Linked DNA regions of Homo sapiens: region 1 is linked to region 2. The links are chromatin contacts, found by Hi-C in ENCODE. All regions are on one chromosome and are shown on one strand. The core of a region is the stretch at or near the end of the contact, and the rest is flanking DNA. Distances in the headings are between cores, read along the strand shown. Region 1 overlaps CDK6 (cyclin dependent kinase 6). Region 2 overlaps LOC130890646 (a long non-coding RNA gene).

Region 1 (5,032 bases), core at 966-3,465, 1.4 Mb after region 2:
CTTTTACTGAGCAGGTTAATTTTATTTCTCAGCAGTTTTAACTGCTTCATTCACATGGTTTATTATTTTGTGTTATTTTCTTCCATGATATGGAGTACGACAGAAGCTGTGATATCTGTTTTTTAGCAGATGAGCAGAGATTAAGTGGCCTGCCTGCACTCTGGGATTTATTTGTTAATCAGTTACAGAGCCAGCACTAAGAGCTGGATCTTCTGTCTCCTGGTCTATACTCCTTTCCATAACATGTGGTAAAGTGCTTCTCCCTTGTTCTGAAGAAATCCCTACAGGGAACCTAACACTGCCCTGATCTGGAAACAACATTGTTACCTGACAGGCCGGTTTGCCAGGGTGACCATTCTTAAGTGTTTTAGGGAGCTAGGATTAATCTTTTTTTCCCAAGAGGAAGTAGCAATAAACTGTGCACCAAAAATAACGCTTTAGCTGCTAAATTCTGCTTAGTAGGTGGTTTCCCAAAGATGATCCAATGCAATGAGTCATCCCTCTGAGCACTTACTGCACATTATTTCTTTTTACTAATCCTCGGTGCTTTTGGTTGCATGTTTTTTAACCTTTAGAGCCCTCCTGGGAGGTTCAGAGTCTTCTCACTATGAATATAAAACAGACTCTACTACATCCCCCCACATGTCCCTCTTGTCCTTTACTTCCTATACTTTTCAAATCTAAGATAATCCATCACTTAGGAGAACAGTCAGGATCATGTCCAAAGATAAAAGATCAGCAGTAAGTTTCTCCAGAGTTAGCAGCAGCTCCATCTCATTCCCAGTATAAAAATCAAAAATGTAGATGGATGTAAGTCAATGTGTAGAACCCATATCAAGAAAACTATAAAACTTGATTGAGATACATAAAAATGACTTTCCTAGATATAGAGAATATTTGATTATTAGAAAGATATTAAATATTCCATTTTCCTGAACAGGAAGATTGAATAGTTGTAAGGATATAAAAGGTTTCCAAATTAATTCATAGGTTTATGCAACTCCAGTCAGAATTCCAGTGGGATTTCCTGAAATGCATTTGGAAGAGTTAAACTGGTGAAAATAGCCAAGAATTTTTTGTTACCAAAAAAAAAAAGTTATGAAGAGAAACTCCTGCTACCAAGCACTAAAATACATTATGCAACTACAGTAATAAAAATAATGTGGTACCAGCAGAAGTGACAGACATTAATGGAACAGAATAGAGAATGAGACTTGAAACCCTAATTTAGGAAGTGATGCAATTTATCATAAATCACAAATCTGGGAGGACAGAACGGCATATGCAACAAATGAGAATAGGGTAATTGGTCAATTTCATGGGGGAAAAATGGTAACCTGATTAGATTCTCACTATTCCTCACCACAGAGCAAATGACAGATGGCTTAAAGAGTTACATATTAAAAGTGAAGCCATAAAAGAATAAAGAAACTATAGGAAGTATCTGTGACCCTAGAATGGAGATATATTTTCAAAGCATTAAGAAGTCACAAACAAAAATACTAATATATTTGATTATATAAAAATTGAAAACTTTTGTTCATCAGAAAATAAAAACACTGCCAAGTTAAAAAGCATGTGATAATCTTGGAGAAAATGAATGAATATGACAAAGGTGTAATATCCTTAATGAATAAAAGAGCTCTTAAAATTAATTGGAAAGCCACTAGCACACCCCACTGTAGCTACACTACATTCCTATCACACTGTGTACATATCACAGTGCTAAATCATTTTATACTCATAATACAGTTCAGATGACACAAGACAGTATTAGAAATTCAGATCTTATTTTCCATTCACATATTCTTTGTCCAAAGGCAGTTTAAGGAAACTAACACATTACATTATGCTATAAATACTTCAGAACAGTTTGTCCACATTGACACTTCCATTTCCTAAAATGAAACCCTCGCTGGCCCACAGAGGGAAAAAAAAAAAAAAAAGGCTAGCTTTGTTAACCAGCTTTATTTCAACAAGCACATCCACATGGTAAGAACTTCCTCTGATGAGTCATCCACAGTTGTCAAACACCAACTTTCCTTTGTTTGGCCCATGCAGAAATCAGGTCTGTGGAAGCACAGTTCAAGAGTCTGAATCATTTAATTGTGTTTTATTCATATCTGAATTTGCATCTGTCACAAACCCAATGTGTCCACCGTGAAAAATTGCATCCTTCAAATATTACTGAACAAAAAACCCTATTCAAATAGGTCTGTTCTGTCTAGATTGTCTGTGAAATTTCTGAGGAATGTTGTGGGCTCTGTTTCCTGTACCAAATTGTTGAGTTATCACACATCATTGGATTCTACCCAAAGTGTGCTGGATAGGCATATTATATTCAGACAGGATACCAGTTGTCTTTACCATTCATAAAGGAAAAAGAAAAGATTACTCCTGCTCCCTGCCATAAGATATAAACTAAGAAGTGAAAATGTGTGTACCCATAGTTTTTTTAATGTGTCCTTGATTTCTTTTCTTCACCAAGATTTGAGTTTTATTCAGTCATAGCTTTGTTATGCACTTTCTTGTCACCCTGTACTTGTTCAAAACTAAGGACTATAGTCAAGACTCAGATCCTGCCCTGGGATTGGTGCCATCTTAGCTTGTTTGGAAAAAAAAAAAAAAAAAAAAAAAGATCTTTAGAGATACCATCATATCCATTTGTATATAAAAAGAGAAAAGAATGGAAGTGATGCTGTGTAATTTATTTTCATCTATTTACTCTATTTTCCAAATTTTCCACAATGCGTATATATTTTATAATCAAGATAATCTGTTACTTTTTAAATTTTTTATTTTTAATTTTTGTGGATACATAGTAGATATATATGGGGTACATGAGATGTTTTGATATAGGTATGCAATAATTTGTTATTTTTAACAGTACCCATGATGAATCATTCAAAATATAAATTCAGTAAATAAGCTTTTTGAAAAAGTTAAACTTGCTGTTGGGCCAGTAAAATTTTATTCTGATAAAATAAATGCTAGCTTTTGTTGATTAATCACCACACTAAACTCACAATACTAGACACTGGTAGACAACATCACTGACATTCAAGGGCCAGAGCCCTTATTTATATGTTGAGCACATTATAATTTTTTAAGGAAAAAATGAGAAAATCAGTCTTTCAGTGTTTGGACTATTTTTAACCAATGATTGAATCCAATTTGAGAATATTTTTAGATCATTTGTAATGCTTTATGACTGATACTTTTGGTTCCATTTTGAGCAAAGCTTCTTTTTTTCTTTTTAAAGAAGCCACTTCAGCCAACAGACACTTCCATTTCAGAAAATGTCTAGTGATTATTTTCCCCCAAAGGCAACATGAAAACCTTCAGCCTCAGAAAGATGTCATTTTGCTGACATCCGGCTGATGTCAATATTAGAGTTTTTGCAAGAGAAAGGTGTGTGAGCATAGAGGTGATGATAATTATATACTCAAAGACACACCCACAACAGAGCCCATAAGACTCCCTTTGGCAAAAAATGTTGTATTGAAGACAAAACCAGTGGATTCAGAGGTTAAAAGTAAGAAGTAGTTTTGAGAGCCACATTTTAGTTACCGTAATGTATGTAGTATTTGCTGTTGAAATGTCTCTATTAGACAGACTTACTTTTGTATTTTCTAATTTTTATTCCTTGTATCAATGTTGCTTTGAAGTCAGCCTATCATGAGAGAAAACTTGACTCACTTAGCTAGTTCATTTTCAGAGGTGTGTGTTACTGATTAATGTAGCACTCTCTCTTGCTCCACCTACACAGCACTTCAGAATCATTCTCAACCCAGCTTACAGCCTATCGCTACCAACCAGACTGGATGAAATCTCCTTGTCATCCTATATGTGTAGGTAGCTCCACCCCAGTGACCCCCTAGTTGTGGTTGCCTCCTTAGATCCAGCACTTCCTGCAGACTATTAATTTAACCATGTAGACCTAACCATAGGCAATGCTCTTTCCCTGCAAAAGAGGCAAGGTGCGTATAGTTTTACGAAGTCATTTACTGAAAGAGAGAAATAACATCTTGAATTGTGGTATGAGGAGGGGACTCCCCCCAGTCTAGTCCCTTATTACACAGTAGCAGTGAGTTATTAGGAAAAAAGAGAATAAAACCTGTCTGTCTGGACCACTTTCATTCTGATTGTTTTGAGGTATGCTCATTTGATTTTTTTAAACAGCCTGCCCCACTGAAATAACAAAGAACTTAATTTTTTTAAAAAATTCTGTCTTCTACAGCCTCTTGCTCTGAGTCTCCTGGATAGGGTGACCAACCATCCCAGTTTGCCTGGGACAGAGAGGTTTCCCAGGACACAGCATTTTCAGTACTGACACTGGGACAATCTTGGGCAAACTGGGCTCGTTGGTTACCCTATTCCTGGGCCCTCTCCTACCCAAATGACCAGGTATTGAAGAACAACAGTGCTAAGGTTCCTACTCATGAACGAATTCCCTGGTAAAGCTTTTCCTTCTCTCCCAGGAAGGCACAGTATAAAGCAAGACTGGGAGTTGTGAGACAGAATAAGTTTATTATGTGGTATGGTGAGGTTCTAATTTGGTCGAGTGATATCTCTAGTTCAGAGTTCTGCTGCAGAGTGAAGGCAATTGATAAGCCCTGAGCCCAGTTAATAATCAGAGCCTCACTAATTAATCAGTGGCACTCATTTTGCCAGGTGTCCCTGATCGTCTCTAATCATCTATTCTGTCTCCACACCACACCATCACCCTTGCTCCAAATGACCTTCCAGCATGTTGTCATTAAAGTTTTTCAATGCTAAGCCCAATTTAAACTATAGTGAGTATTAAAGCTAGAATTTCCACAAGGGAGCAGAAGGGTTATCCAAGCTCTGTGGTTATATGAAGAGACAGAAGACAGTATTCCCCGGAGTGTTGAGCCTGCGATATCTGACTATTAAAGAAGCCCATAGTGACAGGAGTGATTCCATGGGGGTACCATATCCTTGACTTGCCTCCAATTTTTTAATAATACTAATATAAAGTCTTCACCCTTGTGAATTATAGCTTCCGAAG
Region 2 (5,095 bases), core at 933-3,432:
GCTTTTGATTTATCATAAATGTCCAATTTCAACAAGCAATTTCAATGACTGTCTGGTTAACACATGTTGCAAATATAAGTCTTACTCTAGACTTCGGTGTGCAAAGAATATTATTATATATCTTTTGTTCATTCCACATCCCATCAAGTTGGCAAGGAATCTAATCATTGGCTATCATGGAGCCTCCCCTCCCCACTGTTTTAAGTGGGTCCTTGATTGTAGGGGAAAGTTAAGTCTACAAAGCTTGGGGGTATCAGCAAGTCATCTTAGGTTTTCAGTTCACACTGGTTACCACTGAGAAATCCACTGTGTAAGCCAACAGGGCTCATTTAGGTCTCGCAATTTTACTATTTCATGGCAGACTTGGGATGCAATACCATTGCTGAGATTAGGGTCCTTTGTTCCTACAGTCTGGCTCCTCTAGAAATACCAGGCAGGCATGCTTGTTGAGGTCTTGCCAGTACACTTAGGAGATTTCAGGAGGCTGAGAACAGGTTCCAGTATTTTTGGGACCACAGTTTCCATCCTCTTCTCAGTCTGAAGGAATTTCTTTCTCTGTGTAGGTGCCCAGAGAAACAGTCTCCCCTAATAGGAACTACATCTGTGGGCCCAAACTTTCAAAGAAAACTGGAATAGGGTTGTCTTTAGACGCAGCCCCTGCTTTGTACTTTCCCAAAGCCTCAACACTTTTGGTTCAATGAAAGAAAAAATAAATGATTATGGTCACCCAAACCAGTTGGCTCTATATGCTACTCACTTACACAGTAGCCTGACCAGAGTTCATACTTTTATAACCTCTCTCCATGCTGGCCACTGAGTCGTAGGATTACACCATCCTATCTAGGGTGTTTACAATGTTATCATTGGTAGCTAGTCTTAATAATAAAACTAATCATGATAATTAATTTTTATTTACTGAGCAACTGTTGTGTGGCAGACAGTGTGCTGGAACCTTTCTATAGGTCCTCTTGTTTTCTTTTCCAAAATAACCCTATGAGGTACTTCTAGCTTCAGCACTTGAAGTAGCTTTCCCAGGATCACTCAACTCTTAAGTGGAGGGAAAGAGATCAGGATTCAGCTCCAGCTCTGTTTCCTCTCCCAAGCACCTGAAAGAGCTTTGGCTCTTTTCCTATGCCACACTGCTTCTTGCTCTACCTCTCTGGGAGCAACCAACCAATGGAACTCATATTTGGATCAGTTACCCAAAGCTCCTCAAAACCAACCAAAGCACCCACTATGTGTCCCTCGGAAGTAGTCAAAATGACTGATTAGTACTGTTTTCAGAAAAAAACTTCTTCTTGGTTGTGGTGCTTTCTGGTCCTGCCCAGTGTAATGAGAGTCATATACTGTGGAGATAATAGGTTCTATCTCCTGGAACTAACTTTAGAAGCTCCATGCATTCTTCCTTTGAAGTATGAAGAGTGAGCCCAGTCTGCATTTGGACAATGCATTTTTTTTTTTTTTTTGAAATAGAGTCTCACTGTGTTGTCCAGGCTGGAGGGCAATGGCAAGATCTTGGCTCACTGCAACCTCACCCTCCCGGGTTCAAGCAATTCTCATGCCTCAGCCTCCTGAGTAGCTGGGATTACAGGAGTGTGCCACCATGCCTGGCTAATTTTTGTATTTGTAGTAGAGATGGTGTTTCATCATGTTGCCCAGGCTGATCTTGAACTCCTGGCTTCAAACGATCCGCCTGCCTTGGCCTCCCGAAGTGCTGGGATTACAGGCATGAGCCACTGTGCCCAGACAATGTATCTTAATGAATTAGCTGGCCCAAGGGCCCACACCAAAGGGGCTGTGAATTTTGAAATGATTATCAGAAAGGGCTTAAAAAGGAAAAATAAGGCTAATTTAATAAATTCATAATAGGAGTCTTCAGCATTTATAAATATTAAGGTCTGTGTTAAGCACTCCAAACATTATCATAGTTAGTGCCGTCAAAATCTCTCTGAAGTAGTTCTCTGTCCCCCAACTTCATCACCTGTTAAACGGGCATACTGTCCTCTCCATTGCAGAGGTATTGGGAGGACTCAGTGAGAGGGGACCTGGCACATGACAGGCACTCAGTAAATGTTAGTTATTTTTACTTCCTCAATTTCAGAATGAGGAAATTGTGGCTTGGCTACACTGAATGCCCCAGCTGGCATGGTAAGCGAGAGTCGAATCTGTACCTGCCTGGTTCTGGGAGCCACATTGGAAACCCCAGTGCTTGCCAGCCTCCCTGTTCCTCCTTTCAAATGCCAGGGAACAAAGCTTCTGTACCTCTCCCTTCCCACCCCTCAAAAAATATACTTGGTCCTCTTAGACCTGATTACCTTTGCCTACTTAGAAATTAAGAAAGACTATTTATTGAGAGAAGATGGGATGTTTATTATCAAGAGAGTTAAGAGGAGTCCAGATAAACTTGTCTGTGAAAGCCATTGGCACTTTCATTAAGTACTGATCTGCCCACTGAAAAGTTCTCCTTTGATGGATGTCTCTGGTATGGCTCCTACAGAAGTCACCCACCTGCCTGCCACGGTAATGTAATCAGGTAACCTTTGTCTGTGACAAGCCCCAGGCTGGCGAATGTTAAAACGCAAACAAAAGGAAATGACTTTTTGATTGACATGACTGTTTTGTGGATTGGCCTCACAGATAAAATCAGTCAAAACAAATCAGTTTATGCATCAACACATACTTAAGAAAGACTATTTGGAAATTTCATGGCAGATGTGATCTTTTCTGTTTTCGCTTTTGAAGTTCTCAGTGTCTATCTTACGATAAGGGGCAATGTTAAGAAAGAGAAAGTCAGCTATAGTTCTCAATTTTAATTACAAAAGATCACATTGGGAGTCTGCTAAAAAAGCAACTTTCTGGGCCTCAAAAGCGGAAATTCTGGTTCTATAAGTTTAGAATTGAGCCAAATATTTATTATTATTATTAATTTCTTAAAAATACTGCCAGAGATGACCTTGGGCTTTGAGAAATCAGAAGATGAAAAATAATGGGTGACATATGCTTTTACATTAATGAGAAAGAATACTTAGAACATAAATTTCACATATTCTTATTTTTAATTTTTTGTGAGTACATAGTAGGTGTATATATTTGTGGGGCATTCGAGGTGAAATAATCACATCATGAAGAATGGGGTATCCACCCCCTCAAGCATTTATCCTTTGTGTTACAAACAATCCAAATTATACTCTTTTATTTATTTAAAATGTACAATTATTATTGACTATAGTCACCGTGTTGCGAGATCAAATAGTATGTCTTATTCATTCTTGCTCTCTATTTTATTGTACCCATTAATGATGCCCTCTTCTCCCCTCAGCCCTCCACTACCCTTCCTAGCCTCTGCTCACCATCCTTCTACTCTCTATGTCCTCATTATGTTAAGTGAAATAAGCCAGGCACAGAAAGACAAACATTGCATATTCATACATGCTTTTAAAAAGTGAATGACTATGTCTTATACTGTCTTAGGCAGAATACATATTCCTGGGGGCAGACACTGGGCTTTTCATTTTATATTCTCAGTGCCTGGGACATGTTAAATATTGCTGAAAGAATGAGGAACAGATAAATGATAATTTTAGAGTCTTGCCTTGTTTTGGTGTTCTTGGTTTCCTTGGCACTCAGGACAAAATCATTAATAGAAGAATTTCATATTTGCACAAATAATTTAAATTTCATATTTGCACAAATAATTTAAATTAATTGCAAATAATTTAAATATCATTGAAAAATTGCTCTTTAAGTAGTCCCCACATTACAAACTCCCAGCCTGCAAAGAGCCCTTATCTATGAAGCGCCTGAGTGGAAGAAGTTTCCATTACCACTGCTCTGGAGATCACTTCCCTGTCACCACCATTTTGTCCCGTTTCACTTCCACACTACAGTTACCCTCAGATACCAGACAGACACAGATGACAGGACAGCAATGAAGTCCCTGGCCCCAACTGTCTCCACATATTTCCAGAGATTCTTCTGCAGTCATCCTATTTGTCCCTTAATGCTTTACTCCACCACAACGCCTGGGAGCCCCTGACTGGACCCCTCATGCACCCTCCTGCCCTACTCTTTGTAGAGTTACTCAAGTTAGCACTTTGGGATAGCACTTATATTTAATACTTTTTACTCAGCTTCACCCAGTAGAGAAAACAGAAGCAATCTAAGGCAATTTCCAGGCCTGGTACATTAGGCAAGAGCCACATATGAGATGTACTCTGCGTTGTCAGTGTAGACTTCTTCCCAGCCTGTATGACAGCATCATTGTGAAAGAACTAGAGGAAAAGTTAGCTCTTGAGCAGCAAACCTGAGAGCATATCTCCCATTCCCCCTCCTTTTTTAAACTTATATCTAAGTGATTATGACAGAATTTTAGGTGATAGGAACAATGAAGAGAGGGTACCATCTAGTCAGGCATGGAGAGGAAGGTTTTTGCCACCACACTTTTTTAATTTATGGCAATATTTGAGGTAAATATTGGTTTCCTCCTTTTAAATATGAGTAAATCTCAGAGAGTTTAGGCCACTTCTCCCAAGTGACACTGTCAATGAGAGGCTGAGATGAGTTTGAATCCCAGGCTGATGTGACAGCATGTGCGCTTCCTTCTCAAACTATTTCTCTCCAGTGTCAGGGAAGAATAAACACAGACCCCGTGGGCTGTCAGAAATATGCACCAAAGGGGCTCCCTTTCTTAAGTTTCTGATTTTATCTTTAAGTTCATGTATCCTTTTGCATTTTCACAGTATGTCTGTGTGGGATGGAAGCTAAAAGGAATCATTATTTCTTCCAAACTTCAAGTAAGATGGCAGCCCAGAAGATGAACCATGGCTGCCCCTTGGCATTGATGACCTCTAGTAGATTAGGGATGTGTGTCACCCAGGGGTGAAGCTTGCATCTTGTGCTGCTGATTGACTACATTTTAATATGTAGTGAAAATTTACAATCCCAATCTAAAAGTGATCTCAAATTGGAGCTGAAACTTTGAGCCAATGAGTAAAGAGAAAAACAATGCCACCTCAGTTGCGTCAACCTAAAGTCTTCACTTTGGTCAACATGCTCAGCATCCGATTCAACTGGTTAGTTCATTCGGCTATCTTTG

The links. A loop is a pair of places that touch in the nucleus more often than their neighbours do. Pooled maps may share reads with other maps.
Region 1: a loop to region 2 is called in a map with no recorded cell type, with 2.5 times the contacts of the local background. The contact joins two enhancer-like sites. A Hi-C loop is called at or near these places in 2 of 37 single-sample maps with no recorded cell type and 2 of 50 pooled maps.

What each region holds. Positions count from the first base shown.
Region 1 is chr7:92,630,539-92,635,570 of GRCh38, reverse strand. The region is part of intron 5 of CDK6 (cyclin dependent kinase 6); the gene reads left to right. Among named protein-coding and RNA genes, the nearest start is that of FAM133B, 43 kb to the right of the region's middle. RefSeq lists enhancers at 3,261-3,310, 3,421-3,510. Within about 2 kb of position 2,215, at least 14 of the 41 ENCODE cell types and tissues checked have a DNase peak (open chromatin) inside an H3K27ac peak, as active enhancers do.
Region 2 is chr7:94,047,283-94,052,377 of GRCh38, reverse strand. The region is part of intron 1 of LOC130890646 (a long non-coding RNA gene); the gene reads right to left. Among named protein-coding and RNA genes, the nearest start is that of BET1, 45 kb to the right of the region's middle. Within about 2 kb of position 2,182, at least 4 of the 41 ENCODE cell types and tissues checked have a DNase peak (open chromatin) inside an H3K27ac peak, as active enhancers do.